Linked DNA regions of Homo sapiens: region 1 is linked to region 2. A link is an interaction called in ENCODE POLR2A ChIA-PET data of the cell type or tissue named here. Cell type or tissue: PC-9. All regions are shown on one strand. Each heading gives the region's core, and the rest is flanking DNA. Links, peaks and the distances in the headings are about the cores only.

Region 1 (2,920 bases), core at 311-2,810, 150 kb after region 2:
TAAGATCAGAAAAATGTTTGCTGCAGGGATCTGGTTATACTGTGCAATGCACATGGTCATGAGTATTGACTGTTCACTGCAGGGAAGTAAACTGTGCAAGAAAAATGAAGCAATAAGGGAAAACAGGAAATGGCATGGGGAAAACAGGTTCTTTTAGGAAGAGGAATCCATTCCAAGTGTCAGACCCAAGCAGCTACAATCCTTTCTCTTAGCCTGGGCTGCGACGGTGAACAGGTGTTTAGCATGTGCCATGAAGAACAGCTAGAATGAATACAGCTAGTGAGAAATTCTATAAGATTTAATTGAAGAAAGGGGAGGGGGGATGTGTTGTTAGTCCAATTTCAATCACTGAACCAGCCACTCTCCAAGGATGCATCTTTCAGTAGTTTCCACAGTGGTTTCCAAACAGGAGTTTACACTGACCACAGACAGCAGAGGAGACAGCAAATGAAAGGGGAACCCTGGAGGACTGGACCATCCGAACCCTGCCTCTAGCCCTCCTGCAAAAGAGTAGCCCATCTTGATCTGTTTTACATGGTAAGATTTTGTGTAAGGTTACATCAAATAAAAGGTTAACAGAAATAAATGAGCCTGATAACTACAGTTTCCTAGTCTCACCTAAACCTGCTGGAATAGAATCTCTTATGAATTTGTATTTCTAAAAAAGCTTCTTAGCTTTTTTAGAAAAGCTGATAGAAGAATGGCTAGACAGATGACATATGGCAGATGTGATAGAGAGGTGGGGGACAGAGAGAGAGACAGAGAAGGCATGAGTAGATAGATAATATTCATTTACCAATATACTAATAAACATATACACAACATATACACAAAATAGATACACAACATATACACAAAAATAGAAAATGTAAAAGGATAGCTTAAAAAATAAATATAATAGAAGCTCTAGTATTTTCTCTTGTGTCCAAGGGATCATCTTGATTTTCCCTAATGTAGGCACAGCTTACATTAGAGGATTCTCACGGTATTGAATGTGATAGAAATAATACATGGAAATAAGGGAATGACCTACCATGACTTGCAGATGTAAATCCATCTCACTGATTTTTAGTGGCTTCTGAGCCACTGAGATAGTGGCACTCCCCATCCTAGCCTATTTCTTCTTCTGTGCTAGGGGTAGAGGAAGCGGGTAGAAAGGATAGCAATTGTAGTTGATTACTACAAGCTGAGAAGAGGGTACTTGTTTTTCTTTTCCCAACAAGATGATTCTTTCTCCCACTTCCCTTTAAGCACACATAAAATCTAACATAAGCACAGTTGAAATTCCAACGATGAGCTCCGTTTAATTCCCAATGTTTGGAATAATGAGTGGAATAGCAGATGCTTTAGTTGGTGAAATGCCCTATAGCTCAACTCTGAATGTCAATCATGGAAACAAGTCACTTATATGTGGGAGAATAACTAGTGAAGGACCAGTTTGAGGGGCATTCACACTGAGCAAGGTGAGCGGATATCAACCAAGGAGATTTCAAGGCTTGAGCAAGTAAAAGCAAAGATCGCCAACACCCTGTGGCATTTGAAGGCATGAGACAGACACCAGATGTGTTTGTGTCGCTCCTGTGACTCAGCTTCTATTTCAGCTACTGATAAATAAAGGACCATTTCCAGGTATGCTATGTTTGGTTAAGCCCTAAACTTGGACATAAGTATAGCCCTAAGGTTACCGAAACTACATTGCTTTAAACCACAATTATTTCACGTGTTGAGCTGAAAAGAAATTAAAATTAGAAGCATGAAAAAAATGAAATGAATGTCTCTGGGTTCCCTATGCAATCTTCAAATCTCCCTTCACTATCGACACGGCACTGAGTTCTGCTTCCGCTTTGATGGCTCCTTCTGCCTCAGAGACCCGCTTTCGGTACTATGTGTTTTCCCCAATGTGTTTTCCCACTTTTCATTCATTCACATTCTCTCTCTCTCCCACTGCTTTCCTCCAAATACCCATATGCCAATCTGTCTTTCCAACTCCACCCCCAGATACATGTACAGACTTTGCCCCAAAGACTCCCCAGTGAGCAATATCTTTTTCTGGGGATGGTAAGCACTGACTCATTGCCTCCTTCTTACCACAGTTTCCAAAACACAGTCTTATTTCACTCTTGTCTCTATGCAGATCTCGGTAGGTCGGGGCCACGATGTACATAAACAGACTCTTGATGGGTGATTCCCTCCTCATCTTTCGATCTCTCACTCTCTAGCCCTCTTCTGTTTTTATTTTTTTATTATTTTTAATTTTTGAGAGTACATAAAAGATGTATATATTTATGGGGTACATGAGATATTTTGATGCAGGAATGCAATGTGAAATAAGCACATCATGAAAAATGGGGTTTCCATCCCCTCAAGCATTTATCCACTGAATTGCAAACAACCCAATTACACTCTTTAAGTTATTTTAAAATGTACAGTTATCATTAAGTGCAGTCGCCTTTTGTACTATCAAATAGAAAATCTTATTCATTCTGTTTTTTGGTACCCATAATCCTCTTCTGATGCTTATCCTCCAAAAAATTCTGAAGAAAGCAGAGTTTAAGGAACTAGAATCCTTAGAATTTGTTTTTTTTTTTTCTGCATCTGAAAATTTTGGTCAACAAAGGAAAACATACTTCTGCTACTAAAATACAGACTCCAAGACTCCTAGAGAAATGGCATTGACAAAAACAGACAATAGTGCAGTCAATTCCATCTTACCTTCACCTGGGCAGGGAAAATATAACCTAAGGAGGAGCCAGGACTTTTCTAGGAATCAAGTAACTGGCATGGTTCTCCCAGGCTCAGTGAGAAGCAGCAAGAGATTTAAATGTGGGTAGCTGAAAAGGAGCTAGGTAATTCATGTCCTTGAATAGGCAGCATGTGAAGGTTTTCAAAATTTTATGTTAAGTGTAAACATATTTATTCC
Region 2 (2,920 bases), core at 260-2,759:
AGGCCTGGTTTTATCTTTCCAGACTCCTAATGTCTCCCACAATCTTAGGACAACATCAGAAATGCAAATTCCTCATGGGTATAAATTTCATGCTACTCATTCTTCAAACTGAATCCCCTGAATTCATGATCAAAGCAAAATCAAGCAGCAATTTAATAACCTGTGAAGGAAAGAGATTTTCTATTTACTTGATTGGGCGACTGAGCCATGAGCTGGAGGTTTTCGAAGCAGCATTTCAAACGACTGCTTTCATGCATTTATCTTTGGATTATCTTTGGGTTGCTAGTGTGTATTTTTCACATCTGTCTAGCATTGTACCCAGGTAGTTTGTGATGACAACTGGCATTTCAAAGCTCCGCCCACACGCATCAGCCTCAGGTCAAACTTCATACTTGAGCAGGAACTTTGCAAAGAAAATGTGTTCAAAGTGTCGAAATCAGATAAAACTTCCTCAGGTATCCATCTATCATTTCTGTCACTTTTTATTCTAATTCAATATGTGTTTCTACCAAAAACTAGAGTTGCCAAAGTTAGAGAAATTCCAGACTTTTCTCAAATTAGAGAAAATATCATCAGTAACATTTTGCAATTTAAAATCTCTCATTCGACTCTCAAGTTTGACTTGAGTCCAGCATGTTTTCTTATTGAAATGGAATGGCAAAAACCATCAGGATAAATATCTAATTTAAGCCAGCTGAGATTTTAAAAAGCCACTTTAAATTATATATCCCTTTGAAAATCTACGTTATGTCCTCCTTCCTCAAAAAAGTGATGCTACATATACACACTCAAAATTTTGCATATTATTTCAGATAGTTCTAGAATGCCTTATGGTCTACCATTGAACCTACTGAAGGTCCATGAACCCTAGGTTAAAAACTTTGACTCTATCTATATAAAATGCCAACAGCTGGCACAGTATGTTCTGTCCTCTAAATCAAGCTTGTCCAACCCGTAGCCTGTGGGCCACCTGTGATGCAGGATGGCTTTGAATGTGGCCCAACAAAAATTCATAAACTTTCTTAAAACATTATAAGCTTTTTTTGTTGTTGTTATCCCATCAGCTATGGCTAGTGTTAGTGTATTTTATGTGTGGCCCAGGACAATTCTTCTTCCAATGTGGCCCAGGGAAGCCAAAAGACTGGACACCCCTGCTGCAAAGGACACATTAGTTCAGAACAGAGAGTAGAGAAATAGGAGCCAATTTTACCCATGAAGCCTCCAGACAAACCTGAGCATCCCCGGGAAAATCCACAGACACCACATTCTCACCTCAGAAACTTTATTAAAGATGCATAATTCCCACCACCCTCACCCAATAGTACAACAGGAAAAAATAGTACCAGAGGAAACAAACCTACAAGAACAAGATAGAAATAGGCGTTATTTTTGTCTTCCTGAAAGGAGTGGTATGAGGGGGAAAAATGGAAAAAGCTACTGCCTAGCCAGCAGAATTTCTAATTTTCCCCACCCAAATAGGCCATACCAGATCTGAAAAAAAAAAAAAAAAAAAAGAAAGAATTCCTTTGACACCCAGAAGACAAGGAAATACAGTGTTCCAAGGCAGGAGTCTGCTTCCTGAATTAGTTTAGGTTTCTTGATCCCAGAGAGTTCCAGGTCACCAATAGGAAGAGGCTGATGACACTCAAGATAAACAGCCTGCTGGAAGCCTAAAGCTACCCAGATGGTTATTCTTACTAGCTGTCCCTATTGCCACCCACTACAGGCCCTTCAGGAAGGAATGAGCCAGCCGAGCCAAAGACCGCTTCTTCTGTGCTCTCAGCCAGCACTCCTCTTGACCCCTGCCCTCCTGCAATGCATGAGGGAGGCTTTGCAATCACTCCCTGTCACTCTGTCCCAGCTCTCAGTCCAACAGTGATAAGGTTTTGCAAATCTCCTCACTGGACTTTAGAAATACGATTCTACTCAGGAACCTAACAGTGCTGACTTTTCCTGGCATGCCATTATGCTACGTTCAAGTTTCCACCAGGTTGTTTGCCTTGGTATGTTTCTTTGCATGAAGTGATCCACTTGGAGCTGCTACTGGTCCCATTGGGTCCTATAGTACTTCAGTGACTCTCAGGTTAGCCCTGGACTCATTTGGTAGACTCATTAGTCTCTTTCTTTTTTAGCTGCTGAAGGAAACTTAACTAATTTATCTGGGAGGAGAAAGGCACAATTCATTTCTCAGCTCAAATCCTGAACTATGTTTTAGTTAAATCTCATAAACACTCCTTTTCCCTGATTTCTAAACCAATAATATGTAGTCTCCATGAAGGTAAGTCCAACTCTGAATTCCTAGCATCCTAGAGCAGTGTCTGGCATACAGAAGACCTCAGATATTGATTGAATGAATAAATATCTCAGTAATCCTTGCCTCTCTTCAATATTACTTCCTAACTATGTTTATCCTTCGATCCCAAGCATTCTAATAGGCCTGGTACGTAGTAGGTTCTCAAAATACGTTTGCTGACTAACTTAGGAAGGGAAGATACAGTTCTTAAGAGATATTCTATAGGGGTTAATGAAATGTGTGTTTTTAAAACACACATGAAATACTATTTTATATAGGCTATTAGTGGTTTGAATGTTAACTACATATAGTCCCAAGTTATGTTTTATCAGGATTTTCTTCTTTGGTGGGAAGTGGTACTTTAGGGTAGACCTATTCTCCTTCCTGCTGAGACCACTAATTATTGTGTTCGCTAACATCCGACAAAATTGCCTACCATAATGATAAGCACCTTCGACATGGTTACTTTAAAAAGACAGGGAACCCAAGAAGCAGTGAGTAGCTAGCAGCACGGCCCGCTTGGTTTGCAGAAGCCTCTCTCAAGAAGGGTTGCCCACGGGACTACCAACAATAAGCCGATGCAAACTCAAGAGGGCCAATAACCCAAGAAAGTATGGGCAGCTTGAA

Evidence for each region. ChIA-PET counts read pairs that join two places held together with the same protein. Peaks named below come from ENCODE experiments on the same cell type or tissue, not always from the same donor. Only the 100,000 strongest peaks of a DNase experiment are listed, where the experiment ranks them.
Region 1: POLR2A ChIA-PET joins it to region 2 with 11 read pairs; 6 of 35 experiments call an interaction of 5 or more read pairs at or near these places.

Annotation. Positions count from the first base shown.
Region 1 is chr11:35,039,500-35,042,419 of GRCh38, reverse strand. All of the region lies in intron 2 of LOC105376626 (a long non-coding RNA gene), which reads left to right. Among named protein-coding and RNA genes, the nearest start is that of CD44-DT, 97 kb to the left of the region's middle. RefSeq lists an enhancer at 1,823-2,022. In PC-9, for the core only: no CTCF peak of the experiment used is centred there; DNase peaks (open chromatin) are centred at 1,609 and 2,039; H3K4me3 peaks cover 1,625 bases; H3K27ac peaks cover 2,472 bases.
Region 2 is chr11:35,191,385-35,194,304 of GRCh38, reverse strand. All of the region lies in intron 5 of CD44 (CD44 molecule (IN blood group)), which reads right to left. Among named protein-coding and RNA genes, the nearest start is that of CD44-AS1, 22 kb to the left of the region's middle. In PC-9, for the core only: no CTCF peak of the experiment used is centred there; no DNase peak of the experiment used is centred there; H3K27ac peaks cover 2,250 bases.